Linked DNA regions of Homo sapiens: region 2 is linked to region 1. A link is a contact called in ENCODE Hi-C or POLR2A ChIA-PET data. All regions are on one chromosome and are shown on one strand. Each heading gives the region's core, a stretch centred on a gene start or an enhancer-like site at or near the end of the contact. The rest is flanking DNA. Distances are from core to core; before and after follow the strand shown. Region 1 holds the start of TSPAN9-IT1 (TSPAN9 intronic transcript 1). Region 2 overlaps TSPAN9 (tetraspanin 9).

The links. Hi-C counts contacts between places; a loop is a spot of excess contacts on that map. ChIA-PET counts read pairs that join two places held with the same protein, here RNA polymerase II (POLR2A). Pooled maps may share reads with other maps.
Region 2: a map of heart right ventricle shows a loop between it and region 1 (2.3-fold over the local background). The contact joins the enhancer-like site here to the promoter of TSPAN9-IT1 in region 1. A Hi-C loop is called at or near these places in 12 of 168 maps with a recorded cell type or tissue (breast epithelium, heart left ventricle, heart right ventricle and 6 more) and 7 of 50 pooled maps. POLR2A ChIA-PET finds 5 or more read pairs at or near these places in 4 of 52 experiments (BJ, H1 and WTC11).

What each region holds. Positions count from the first base shown.
Region 1 is chr12:3,146,473-3,153,574 of GRCh38, reverse strand. It overlaps TSPAN9-IT1 (TSPAN9 intronic transcript 1), which reads right to left and starts at 3,778. Exons shown (of 2, transcript NR_046833.1): 1 at 3,709-3,778; 2 at 2,099-2,590. The region is part of intron 2 of TSPAN9 (tetraspanin 9); the gene reads right to left. RefSeq lists enhancers at 1,707-2,520, 4,384-4,929.
Region 2 is chr12:3,181,836-3,188,937 of GRCh38, reverse strand. The region is part of intron 2 of TSPAN9 (tetraspanin 9); the gene reads right to left. Among named protein-coding and RNA genes, the nearest start is that of TSPAN9-IT1, 36 kb to the right of the region's middle. RefSeq lists an enhancer at 1-383. Within about 2 kb of position 3,342, at least 6 of the 41 ENCODE cell types and tissues checked have a DNase peak (open chromatin) inside an H3K27ac peak, as active enhancers do; they include heart left ventricle, heart right ventricle and psoas muscle, where a contact is called at or near this core.

The DNA.
Region 1 (7,102 bases), core at 2,529-5,028:
GTAACCACTTGAAAGTGTGATGATGATGATCATAATTGTGATGATTATGTAGCTTATAGTAAAATGTTAAAGAAAGCAAATAGAATGCAAAATTCTTAAAATGTTAAAGAAAGCAAATAGAACACAAAATTCTATCTACATTATTGACTATAACCATGTAAAAAAAAATTATGTTTGCAAGCAAATACAGACTGAAGGCATCATGGAAAATAAAAAACTGATTTGTCATGATGGCAGGTTTGTCAGGTATTTTATACCCCTATTTCTTTGATTTGTGTTCCTATTATACGGCATTACTTATATGATAAGTATTTTTTTAAAATGCCCAATAGCTCCTGACCCTGAAATAAACTAGCACATGATGATAAGGGCTAGGCAGGAAATGTCTGCTTTGTTCAGGCCCTTCCGGGACTGCCACAGGGGTAAGGCACAAGGAAAAGGTGTCACAAATCAGTCTGAAGAGGGCTTCAAGGAAGGCCTGCCCTGCACCACCACCACCACCACCACACCCCACACACGCGCAGGCGTGCACGCACCATAAAAGGAAGCTCAGCGTTCGCACTGAGCACAGATGCCGTCCTGGGGCCCCCACCCGTCAGGTGTGTGTGCGCCTCTGCTGCTCTGTCATTTCTGCTGTGGTTTCAGAGTCCCTGTCTTCTGATGCAGCATAAGAAAAGAAGGGGGCTCAGCTGGGCGTGGTGGCTCACACCTGTAATCTCAGCACTTTGGGAGGCCAAGGCGGGTGGATCACCTGAGGTCAGGAGTTCAAGACCAGCCTGGCCAACATGGTGAAACCCCATCTCTATTTAAAAATGTAAAAATTAGCCGGGCATAGTGGTAGGCATTTGTAGTCCCAGCTACTTGAGAGGCGGGGGCAGGGAGAATTGCTTGAACCTGGGAGGCGGAGGTTGCAGTGAGCCAAGATCGCGCCACTGCACACCAGCCTGGGCAACAGAGCGAGACTCCGTCTCAAAAAAGAAAGAAAAGAAAAGAACGGGGCTCTGACGACAGCCTCTAGGCTAGAAACAGCCAGTCCAGCATTCTCCCCCAAGACTGTCCTTCCCTCATTCTTTTCAATACATGTTTCACTGTGTCCATCGCTGGGGACACTCAGGAACTAGATCTCAGGGGAAGGCTGCTTGCCAAGTGGGGGCAGGTGTGTCAGAAGGACAGAAGGACTGCCACAGGACCTTCCAAAAAGAGGGGCCGGTGGGATGCCAAATCCCAGCCCACCCTGGCATCAGGCCAAACCCTGTGGCAGGTGAGGGAGGAGCTGGGTGCCAGGATCCTGCTGACAATCAGGAGGGCTGACCCCGCAGCAGCCTCCCTGGTGGCCAGGCAAGGAGGGCTGGGAAGTGGCAGCTGCTTCCCTATGAGCTATGACAGAGGGGGGTGCCTTGGAAAACAGGAAGCCCTCCTTGCCTTACCTCCTTCCAAGCTGGTCAGACTCCCCAGGGAGAGATTCCCCGCCATGAATTCCCCAAGGGAATGAGAGCTGGAGAGGAAAAATTCCTCAGAGTTGTCTGCGCCAAGCAGCAAATCACAGCCCCCTCCAGCAGGCATCCCATTTGCAGGAAATTTACTTACGCCTGATTGTTGGGCTTTTACTTTTCAATTCCAAAGATCGGCTGTGTGTTTTTTTTGTTTTTTTTGAGGTGGAGTCTCACTCTGTCGCCCAGGCTGGAGTGTAATAGCACGATCTCGGCTCACTGCAACCTCCGCCTCACGGGTTCAAGCGACTCTCCTGCCTCAGCCTCCCGAGTAGCTGGGAGTACAGGCGCACACCACGGTTGTTTTGTTTTGTTTTTAAGAAAGGAAAAAAGGCTGGAGGGAGCAAGGAAGGGAGAGAGTAAGAGACATTTCACGTTGGAGGCTGCCCTATTCTGTTTCATATCTGGGTTTAAGGAAGAAGACCCTGGAAATGGGCGCCATGTCCCACCAAGCATGGGCGGGAAGAGGCAGCCAAGTCTTGCAGGCCATTAATCACTGAGGGGGCATGCGCAGCCCCAGTGCCCACCCAGCTGGTGGCATCTGCCTTGAGGGGAGGTGGGAGGGCAAGGCTGGAGGGGGCCGACAGGGGCCAAATGTGAAGGCTGGTGGCAGGCAGCCGGCCCCTCCTGTAAGCAATCCCCACCACAGGGTTATATCCAGGCACTTTTTCCTGTGAGAAAAGAATGGGAGGAATGCAGCCCTGCCATTACCCAAATCCACCCCACCACGGGCTTCGTGCCCAATTACATACAGTGCAGGGGAGCCCTCCCGAGCCTGGAATCAGAAAATCCGCCTAAGAAATGCAAACTGGCAGCCAGAAACTAGCAACATAGGTAATGCAATATGAGAGCCTCCCTTAAAGCCAAATACACATGCATGCATGCACCCACTCACACACATGCACACACGTGTGCAAACACAAACACACACATGCTCTGCAGGCGTGTGTGACTGACAGTGCACTACAAACCACATGGAAAGGTGGCCAGAAACACCGCTGGATTTTTATAGCTCTTCAGGGACCTGATCTCCAGGAAGTGCTAGAAATTGCAATCCAATTGTGTCCCTGGCTAGCGAAGCTGGCTGGAGGCTGGGGACGCTGCAGAGGGAGGAAGAACTTCATTGGGAAAAAATGTTGACAGAGTTTAACGTTGAGCGGAAGGACAAAGGCTTGGATGAAGGGGCCTTATGAGAAATGAGGCGTTCTGAGTGCTCTAGCAATTTGCATGGGGCTGTCAGGGAGTATTGAGTTAAAAGGCACAGGACAGGGGAGGGCTCCCCAAGGCCAGGCCAGGCGTGGGGTGAAGAAGGGGCAGCATTCGATCTCCTGCAGGGCCTGGAACTCAGCACCCTGAAATCAGCTCGTAAGTGGGAATTAGCTAAGGCAACCCCCAGCTAGAAGGAGGGCTCAGAGAGTCTGAGGCCCCAAAAAGCATACTCTCCTCACTTAAGACACCAAATACAACGGCAGAGAAGAAAAGCTGGCATTCATTGAGCACCTAGCATGGGCCAACCATACCATATCTCTAATTCTAAGAACCAGCAGCAACGTGCGTATATATCAGCCTCAGCATGTAGACAAGAAACCAAAGATTCACACCGGGCCACAGACTGAAACCAAGACTGACACCATGTCTGCCTGCCACCTGCAGAGCCCATATATACTACAATCCATTTAGGGGTTTTATGACACAGATTTTTCAAAGGAAACCCTCCCCATTCCTGCCCCCCATCAACAAAATACTAACTCACTGTGCGGCCTTAGTCAAGCCCCCTAATCTCTCTGGGCATCAGCATCAAGTCAGCTATGTGCCCTATTCTGTTCAAATACACATAAAAAGGGTATTAAGCCTATAACTGGCAGAGGGGCGGAAACAGACCGAGGGAGGCCGAGACATATTCTCTGAAGTCCAGCCAAATGTAACGGGCCCAGCGGGCATCTCCCACACCTCACCTTTCATGCTACATTGTCACTGCTGGTGCTGTCTGTCTCCCAAACTGGACTGTGCCCTCCCTGAGGGAAGAACACTCCACCTAATCCTGCCCACACCCCTCTGCCCAGAGCTGTGTCTGGCACGCCATGGGCGTTCACTACATGTCTGCTGGCTGGATGAATACATCAATTAACAAATGCTCCCAAAGTCAGGCATACTTCAGAGAAAAGCACTTACGAATATCTGTTCAGCAAGGGATTTCTCCTCAAAGGGGCAAACCTACCTTTGCATCAAAATCATGTGGGAAGCTTTTCGAAATACAGCTTTCTGCCCCCGTTCCCAGAGCTTCAGACTCAGAAGATCTGGGATGGGGGCCCAGGAGCCTGAATTATTGAAAAGCTCCCCAGATGTCTCTAACTCCAAGCCAGGTCTTGAATCACTGGTGGCTATTACTTGGCTAACACCCATCCTGTCCTGTGTTGAGATCAGATAAAGCTCAGAATAAAAACAAAATAAGTGCCTCTCCCCTAGGGCCTTTTTTCCAAAGGGCTCAAATCAACTCTTTACACCATGATGCTGTTGTCTGTTGGACTGAGACAGGTGGCAATGCTTCTCCATTCTTCAGGCTGGCAAACTGAGGTCTGGCCAAGAAAGAGGACCACTTCTCTCTTTGCATCTCTCTTTAGCTTCTGAAGAATGCAAGGTTGTTAGAGACTTCAAGGACTCTGCTGAATTTCAGGTAAAAAAGAGAGAAGAAGGCAAGGCATGTATCTGGCTGCAGAAAATGGTAATGCCAGGATGGGCATCTCCCTCCTTCCTGCCACACTTGGAGGACAAAATACACCCATCCTTACAGCTCACACTCCCCAAGTCCAGCCCCTACACACAGGGCCTGACCATCATCAAACCAGTAAGCCGGAAGAAACAAAGACCCCATCTCCCTACCCTGGAGGCAGGTGAGGAGCCCTTCATTTATTCATTCACAAAAACTACAGCAAAGCTAAGAAGTGCCAAAAGAACTTGTTAGATGTAGATGAAGGAAGAATTCGACCATTTCTATTCTTTTCAATAAAACACTGGCCCTCCCAGAGAGACAAATGGCGGGGGGCTGAAAGCTGAGCTACCCACACCCCACAATTTACCCAGGATCCAGGAGGCAGCCACCACCCTCCCCTCTTCCCTCAGCAACTGGAGACCTCCTTAGAGGCAGGAGCCAAAGTTACCTCGGCCAGGCACGCCCGAGAGGCCCCCTCTTCTCCTCATCCCCTCCTCCCACCCAGCCTTGGACGTGACTGATGGAGCTGGGACAGCTGCAGCCGTGGGGAGGCTGGGAGGTGGACAACAGCTGGATGGGGCAGTCCCTCCCCCGCCTGGGCAGCTTCCCAGCCGAGCTGGAGAGGATGCAGAGACTCAGGTCTCCTCTGAGTGCTGCTCTGTAAGGAGTGGAATATGAGCATTCGGCTCCACTCTGACCTTGCTCCCTTGTCCCTCCTGGTCCCTTTCAGGCAGTCGTCTCTGGATTCCACAAAGAGCAGGGCCACTTGGCAGTGTGGTCATGTGCACGCTCTAGGCCCTGGAGCAGACAGCCCCACACAACCACGGCCACGCTCCCTGCCCACGTTCCATACCCTGCCAGCCACAGCCCCACCGCTGGCCACCTCACAGGCCGCAGGTGCTGAAGGAGGAACCCCAGCATCCTGAACCCAGCCCGAGCTGCTGGAAAGGATGCCATGAGCTGGCAGTGTGGGTGTTGGCCTGAGAGTCTGAGAAATTCAGCTTGTGACTCTGGACTGACTTGGGACCAAAACTTGGTTCCACTAAAATGCCCAATGGCTTTGATTTCCAGTTTCTCTGCAATTATCTGCTGCAAAATGAGGCAGATAATTTACTTTACAGGGTAGTTCTCAGATTCTGGTCCAATGTATGATGGGCCTCAGTTTCCTTATCTGTAAAATGAGCAGGCTACACACTAGTGCCTCAGGTCTCCTCCAGCCCCTATAGAATCCATACAGTGCTTTAGCCAATGGCCCTGGGATGTATGCCCTTCCTCCCTTTCTTTCAAAGGAATCACTGCTCAAAATTCCTTCCCTAGTTTTGCGCTTTGTCTCCAGGATGAATGAAGTGCTTGAGACTTCTCTCCTCCTTCTCCCCTATCCAGACCCTCCACTCAATCTCCAAATGTACCCAGATTAGACTTGCAGGAGCCCATCCTTTATCTGCCAAGCTGTGCCCCCCGACCCACCCGACTCCACATATGTGTACACCACTCACACAGCTTAGTAATCTCTTACTAAGAACAAGGCACTCACAACGCACCTCTCACCAAAGGGCACCCACCAGTGTGAGCCAACACTGCAGGTGAAAACTACTGGTCTAGAACAGTACCGTCCGACGTGGCAGCCACTAGCAACATGTGGCCACCTACATTTCCATTTTAAGTTAAAACTGAATAAAATTTAAAATCCAGCTCCTTGGGGCATTTTCAGTCCCATTTTCAATGCTCAACGGCCACATGTAGCCGGTGGCTACTGTACTGGGCGGTACAGAACAGAACACTTCCATCGTTGCAGCACTGGGCTGGCTGGTTCTCTCTCTTCGGGGGCAGAACAGGCCCTAGGTGGCTCAAACTGAATCTGGAAGTGGGCAGGGAAGGTGGGGGCGATCCTGAAGGAGGGAGAGGCCACTTCCCGTCGCGTCGGTGGAGATGCCACCAGGACTCAGGCTGCAGCATGCCCACCACCAACCTTGCTCCTCGGCGAGGGTCTCCCGGGCCCCAACACTCAGCAGGATGCAGCAGGCAGCTGTCACACCACACTGCATTTTTGGGATACATGGGACGCCTGTCATTCTCTCCAGCCCCTGGCGGGCTCCTCATCCCAGGGCAGGGACCGTGGTCCCTGCCTCCTGCTGCCCAGCAGCTCCTCCATACCTCACCTGGGTTCCAGGCTGGAGCGTGACCTGCAGAGGGCCAGGGCTCCCCTGCTTCCAGTCTCCACCCTAAACTCAAAAATATCTCACTACATACCCTGCAGAAAGGAAGTAAGGAGAAAAGGGGAGAGAATGCTAGTTTTAATCAAACACCTTAAAATCAAGGTACCAACAATGAACTTTCACTTACATCTACCCATTTGATGTCCAAAATACTACTGAAAGGTGAGTGTGGTTAAACCCATTTTCCGATGAGGAAACTGAGGCTCAGAGAAGATAAGGGACTTGTGCAAGCTTGTAAGTGTCACAATCTGAATGCAAACCCAAAAAAGCATGGCCCCAAAGCTTACAATCTACCCACACCCCTTTCAGGAGGCCACGGGATCCACCACCATTCTCCTCCCAGAGAATGTCCAGACGCACAAGCAGAAAGGTCAAGATCTATAGCTTTTTGCATTGCTGGCCTAGAGAGCACAGAATCCCAGGAAGATCTCAGCACTGGGTGGGTGGAGAAAGGCCATAGACACAAAGCAGGTGGAGAAAGATAAGGAGGCAGGAAAGAGGAGGAGAGTGGAGGCAGCAGAAAAGTAAGATCAAGGAGGAAGAGCAGAGCGCACAGAGGCATTTAAACTTATTCCAAGTGTAATTAACTATTTGTGAACTGTTTGTCTAATGCCTGTCTTCATCAATCGGATCTTGGATTCCATGAAAGCAAGGACCTTGTCTGTCTCGTGCACAGCTGTGTTCCC
Region 2 (7,102 bases), core at 2,093-4,592, 36 kb before region 1:
CCTCCCACAATGCACAGAGCCCCCGAGCCTCACCCCCACCTTCACCACACATACTCACCTCAGTGTATGTATCGGACACCCTCTAACACTGCCCTCGGCCTATCTGGGAGGTATTCACCTTGATAGATCACCACCATGAGTCCTCTCTGGAGGCCCTCTCTGGAGTCACCCACCAGATCCAGCCATCTACAGAAACCACCGGGGGGCTCAGATGTCCAGCCTGGAGCTCTGAGAATGTGGCTGGGCTCCGTGAGGCCCAATGTGTCCAGGTGGCTGCACGTCACTCATCCCCCAAGCTCCGGCCCCAAGAGGCGCTTCCACATCCCAGCCAGGCCAGGCGCCAGGGCACACCTGCTCTTCCCCTCCCCCACACTGCTGCCAGAGGAAATGCCAGCCCGAAGCCACGGCCAGCCGGACACAGCAGGGACACACCCTGGGCACTGATGCTGCCCCCTCCCTTCCTCTGCCACCCAGGCCCGGGTACCTGACTAGCACCCTGGTGCAGCCCCCATCCCTCCATGAATGCATATTCCCCCTGCCGCTCTGTCTGCTTCCTGCAGAGATGAACACACAGCAAGCACAGTAGTACCGCAGGAGCCTGGCAGGGCACAGAGCAGGCCACCCCAGTGCTGTGGAACCCGGGGAGACACTGACAGCTCCCTGAGTGCAGGACACATGTCTTGAATGAATGAATGAATGAATGAATGTGAGCATGCCTCTGTTTCCTCATCAGTATAATGGGGTTAAGTGTGACCATGAGGGACAGATGAGGCAGTGTCTGGGAAACTACTTTATCAAGTGGGAGGCACTTGTCTTTGGAACCTTTCACCCCCACACACCACAGCCAGCCATCACACTTCATAGGAGCTCGATAAAAGCGAGACACCTATGCTGATGAATCAGTCCCTGCAGAGTTCCCCAGCACCCATAGGTACGCCACCCTGGGTTTGCCACTGCAGATGCTGCCAAGGAGAATTAGCATTACAGAGCAAACGCTCCATCTGCATCTGGGCAAAGAGCAATCAAATGAAAGGGTGGGACAGAAGTACCCCTGAGTACATGCAAGGACTGGAGGTTCAGCCTGGGAGTGCCCCGAGGACCTGCCCAGGGAGAGTCTGGCCCATCAGGAAGGGCTTCTTGGAGAAGGGGTACGTGTTGGGCTTGCATGGCATCCAAACAGAATGAGGACAGAGGAGAGAGAGGCCTGCGTGCCTGAATACCGCAAGCCAAGACCTGTTCATGGTGACTCTTGCAGCTTTTTTGAGGGGCTCTCACACTAATGATCACATCTGGCCCTCACCCACCCCTGCAAGATAAGCAGGGAAGTTGTCTCCGTTTGTAAAAGAGGGAACAAAGGGCCAAAGAGGGGAGAGCACTCGTCTAAGCAAGTAAGGAGAGCTGGGACTGGAACCTATGTCTCCTGACTTCCAAAACAGTGAAAACAGTGATCTTTCCTTACACCAAGCGGCCTTACCTGGGTCCAGTGCTGGGCCCTGCTTTTATGGACGAAGCTGGCCACTCCTGGACATACACGTACCCATGCCACCTGCACAAAGGCAGGCAGAGGAAGGAAGGAAGCAGGCTGAGAGGACACTCATGCATTTAGGATTACCCAGCTAGGAAAAGCAGAGACGCCCCACATCACAACACCAAAGGACAAGCCCTGCCAATCCTGGAAAACACACCACTGCCCCGCCAACCCCAACCTTCATCACCCTCATCCAGTGTCCCCTGTGCTCTTTCTGACCACACGGCATGAACACAGGTGATCTGCCAAGTGAAAGAAAACAGAGGCCCTCCCCTCTGAAAGCACAGCACAGGTAGAGTAGAGGTAACAATCCAGTGGTGGGCTGGCAGACGTTCAACAATCAGCTCTACAGGGGAAAAGCCCCGATTCAGAGCGCTTGCCAATGCCATGGTGTAAGTACTCCCACCACAGCCAATTTCAAGCTACTGGCAGGCAAATGTTCTAATTACTTTCTAATAGGCTCTCAAGAACCAGTACAAGTAGGCTCCAGCAAACAACTGTAACAAACCCATCTCCCTCCCTCCAAAAGAAACTCCAGGCAGAGAAAAGAAATCCAGCACCATCCTGCCCCCTCCTCCCCAGGAGTAAAAGTCTCAGGTCAGAGCTTGGGGAATAGAAACAGAGGCTGGACGAGTCATAGGGAAAGGATGGGGCAGCCCCCTGTCTGGTCTCCTGGGGCCTCCCCAAGAAAAACACAACTGAAATTAGCTCTTATACTACAGTGATCGTGTCTCTTAAGTGAGACCATGCCACTGATCTGTGCAAAACCCCCTAATGCCTTCTCATGTCTCTCAAAGAAAAAGACAAAGTTCTTAGAAGAACTTGTGTGTATACACACACACACACACACACACACACACACAAACAAACTCCTGGCCCACTCACTCCACTCCAGCGACATTGTCCTCTGTGCTGTTTCTTACATTGGAGACTTTACATTGGCTGTCCCCTCTGCCTGGAACATTCTTCTCCTAGATCTCAGCACTGCCACTCCTCTCAGCTCCTGTAAACCTCCACTCAAATGGCATCTTCTCCATGAGGCCTTCCCTGACCACCCCATTCAAAACTGTACCTCCCCCAGCACACTCCATCTCTCTTCTCCTGCTCTGCTTCACTTACTGCTGTATTCCCAAAGCTACGAACAGTTTCACACAAGACAGGTGTAAGTATTTTTGAAAGAATGTATGAATGCCTGGGAAAGGTCTCTCCCAAACCCCTAGGTGCCATCTTGGCTTCCCAAGAGCAGGCAACTGGCGAGTGAGGGAGCCCTGTAGTTAGCGCCTGCCCAGCTGAGACTCAGGATACCTGCGTTCTTGCCCTGGCCCTGACATCTGTGACCTGGCACAGCTGCATCCTCCATCCCACCTTCGCACTTCATTTAGCCTCTAATGGGACCCTACATGGCTAACCCTGGGCAGTACCGAGGGCCGGAGCTAAGGCCAAACAGAACACCAAGTCTGAAGGCCCCTGAGCTCCACAGTGAGAGCCTCCAAGGTCAGGTTCGAGGCATTCCCTTTATTCAAAGGTCTAGGAAAGACAAGCCCTTTGCTTCCCCTCTGCACCAGCCACACCCGAACTCCAGCTACATCCATTCCCCATTCTCCAGCTCTGGGCCTAGAAGAAACCCCCCAAAACACTCTCTACCCCAGTGGTTAAAGCCAGTAGAGCCCCAAGCCCAGGCGGCTGCCCCATCAGGCCTCAGGCGGGCTCCCCACATGCCCAGCGGCCAGCTCACGCTGCTATTTTAAGCTCTGCGGGCCCAGCTGCAGCACGTAGAGCCACAGCAGGCTGGCAGCCGGGGTGGAGGTAGGGAAGCAAACTCACTAAGGAGTGCTGACCTGAGGCGCTCCGAAGGGGGAGACTGGTCATCCCCTTACCACCACCCCTTCTCTACACAGACTGGAAACTCCCAGGCCCACCCTCAAATCCACCAGCCATGGGGAAAGTGAGTCAGGAGCTGCATTGGGCACGCCTACATTCCATTTCTGAAAGTGACCCCCTGAGTTTCCACAGCAAAATGACTCCTAGCCCCACCCTGCCAACCCCTAGAAATTCCAGCAAAGCTAGAACAAGCACAGCACCCATCTTCCAAGTGCTAACAACATGAGACAGATACCAAAAGCACAGGCCAAAGAAAGGAGCTAACCTGCTACTGTCTGAGATAGCTTATCCGCCGAGTCCCCCAACTCCCTTCTCCCGCCCCGTCTCCCCTCAGTGACTGTGCACAGTGCCAGGCACACAGCCACACTCAATAAATACTTGCTGATTAAATGACTGCTTCCAAATGCATGCTGAAACCAAACATGATGGAAGTGGTCTAGGGAGAACACAGTCTTCACTACTCTTATCATGAGCCTCGTTATTATCTGTGTTTCTGCTGACCTCATTGCACACTGAAACAGAATAGAGACTATAGAACCAAGGAACCAGCGGAGTTTAGTAACAAAGCAAGGATGCCTCCCTGCTGGCCAGGGAGGAAGTCTGCCATTGCACCACTCCAGCAGGACAGTTACACTGCATTCCCTGTGAACTGTGCCCCCTGAAGGTGTGCAACACAGAGGCCCTGTTCCAACCCTGCTCTGCCATGGACACCCAAGCCTCCGAGAGCTGGCTTGAGAAGGAACGCACAGAACAGGAACTCCGGGTGCAAGCTATTCCCATCCCCAACCTCATGCCGCAGAACGTCAGCAAAACCATGCAGGGCAGGACGGGTCACACATGCCCGGGGCTCCCGGCAGCATCCCGTGGCTCTAATCGCTCAGCTGAAGCAACATCAGCACCAGGGAAAGAGGAAGGAAATCCAGACGGTGCTATCATCGGGGAGCCCTGCTACCTTTCCCCTTGCTACCTGTCTCTCTCAAGACCAAACCAGCACCCACACCTTAAAGAAATAGATTCACTACCTGGATTTGGGGGAAGAGGGACATTCCTTGGACTCTTTCTTTTTTTTCTCTTTCTCTTTCTCTCTTTCTTTCTCTCTCTCTCTTTCTCTTTCTTTCTTTTTTTCTTTTTTTAATAGGGTCTCACTCTGTCACCCAGGCTGGAACACAGTGGCACAATCTCAGCTCACTGCAGCCTCCACTTCCTGCGTTCAAGTGAGCCTCCCACTTCAGCCTCCCAAGTAGCTGGGACTACAAGTGTGCACCACCACGCCCAGCTAATTTTTGTATTTTTTCTAGAGATGGGATTTTGCCATGTTGCCCAGACTGGTCTCAAACTCCTGAACTCCTGAACTCAAGCGAGCTGCCCACCTCGGCCCCCCAAAGTGCTGGGATTACAGGTGTGCACCGTGCCTGGCTGGATTTTCTTATTGAAGGAAGATCCCAGAAGCTATGGGCCGTCAGAGATCATTTGGTCTACTTCTCCCTCCCCCTCCCTTCCCTGGCTTCAATCAATCCAGACCCTTCTGGACATTTCTATTATAACTGTAGAAGCAATGACAACAGCCTGCAATTATAGAAAAATGTATGCTGTTCAAAGGGATTTCACATACGCGACCATCACAAAAGCCCTAGGAAGTCACTGCAGCAGACATCATTGTACCCAACTTACAAAAAGATTCCAAAGGTGAAGTGGCACACACCTGAGGCCAATCACCGAGTAGACTGGAACCCGGGTCTTCATACATCTAGTCCAGTGTTCTTTCCCAAATGCCGAGTTCCCTCTAAAACTACTTCTCCAAGCGTGGGTCCCAGGCCAGTTGCTCCAGAATCCTTGGGTATTTGGTGATGAATGCAAATTCTGGGGCCCACTCTGGCCTAAAAGTATCTGGAGGCAGAATGTTGATAACCTGCCCTGTGAATGCTCTGTGGGGGATTCTGAACTGTGTTCAACCCTGAGAGCCCCTGCTTTCTTTGTTGACTGGATCTGACTGGCTCATCCTTTCACTAACCAAGCAGCAGCTAATCTCCTACCTCCGCCAGCAACTCTCCCCAAACTAGAGCCTCTCTGGGTATAAAACCTCCATTGCTGTCCTTGGGTTCATCTCCCTGAAGATACATTTGCACCTAATCGCCAAGGTAACCCTTACACATTTCTGTCAAGAACTGGAAGTCACGCCAGCTGCGGAGAAAATCCTGGCCAAAATCTCCCCTCCCCACTTTGAGAGGGGACAGATCTCAGATCTGCCTAAATCCCTCTGTTCAGCCCAAGCCCATATTCCAGATGTGCCTAGCACAGAGGGATGCAGTGGAAGAGAAAGGAAAGGAAGAAGCAGCATGAAATCACTCCAGAGTGGCCTTTCTTTATGGCACCCTGGGGCCCCCACCCCTCCAGAAGCCTTCTCTGAGCACTTGGCCACCGCGGGTGCTCCTACTTGCATGTGTCATCAGCAATGGCGCTAGCTCTGCCTTTGACTGTTCACTTTCAGGTACGCCCTAACCCCAGCAAAGCCGACAGAGCAGATCCCCAGTATTCCGAGCCTCAGTCCCGGAGACAGCTCTCAACCTGCCTCGGGCATCTGTCTCCGACCATGCGGCCCTGACCCTGTCTCCGCCACTCTGTGTTGTGCTCAGCTCCTGACTGGCTGTTGCAGCCTCAGGGAGGGCTGCGTGGCCTGGCTCACCTCTCTGCCTGCCCCAATTCTAGGCTCCAATTAGCCTCCCCTCCCTTGGCATGGAGGCTTCTCAGGCTGATGGCCCAGTCACAGATCCCCGCCTGGTGGTCCCAACACACAACTTCCTCCCACTTTCTCCCCCTCACTGCCTCTCAATCACATGGCCTGGCTGACAGCCTGAGGGGCAGGTCTCTCTTTGCGGACAGACCTGTCAGCTGCAAGAGAATGGGGTGCCAGTTGTATTCCTGCTGAGTTACCTTTAGCATCTCCCACAACCTAGTCGTGTGCCAGTTGCTCAATAGCACTGTTGAATGAATGAATGGGCAGACGAATGAATGAACTGCAGCCCGGCCAACTTTTCTGGTGGTATCTAGTGAAAAAAAAAAAGGTAGGAAGAGGGAAGAAAGTCATAGGAAGAGAAAGAGAAAAGAGCTCCCTCACCTTAGGCCAAGAACAAGGCCATCAGCTCAGAGGAGGCTGTGGGCCCCAGGCAGCCTCGGGTGGGCGCAGCAACAGCCTTCCTACCTCCAAAACCCTGAAGCCCCCCACCCTCCATCAGTAACCAGAATTAGCAAATTAGCAGTTTCTTCATTCCATCAAGCAGAGCATCCCCCAAGCAGAAAGCCAGTCTGATCTGGGTGAATTAATCGAGTAATTAACTTCCCTGATCTGCTCCCTCCCAGCCCACCTTTCAGAAAGGGTTGGTAGCGCCCCACAGGAGGGTTGACTGGGGGCCGGGGGTCCAGGGGGCTACAGCCTTCTCCACCAGCCCCAACTTGCCAAAAATTCCTGTCTACCCTACATCACACACGGGCCCTCCAAAGACCTCAAAGCCCCCTCCCAAGGCACACAGGCCTCCAACACACAAACACAAGCACACAACACATGTGCACGTGCATGTCCACACACTGACTGTGGGAACACCTCTCAGTCAGCTTGGATTCTGGCTGTGGTTCCAGTTTTGAGCTCAGGCACCCATGGGACGCTGCAGGTGGCCTGTCAGATACAGCAAAGGAGCA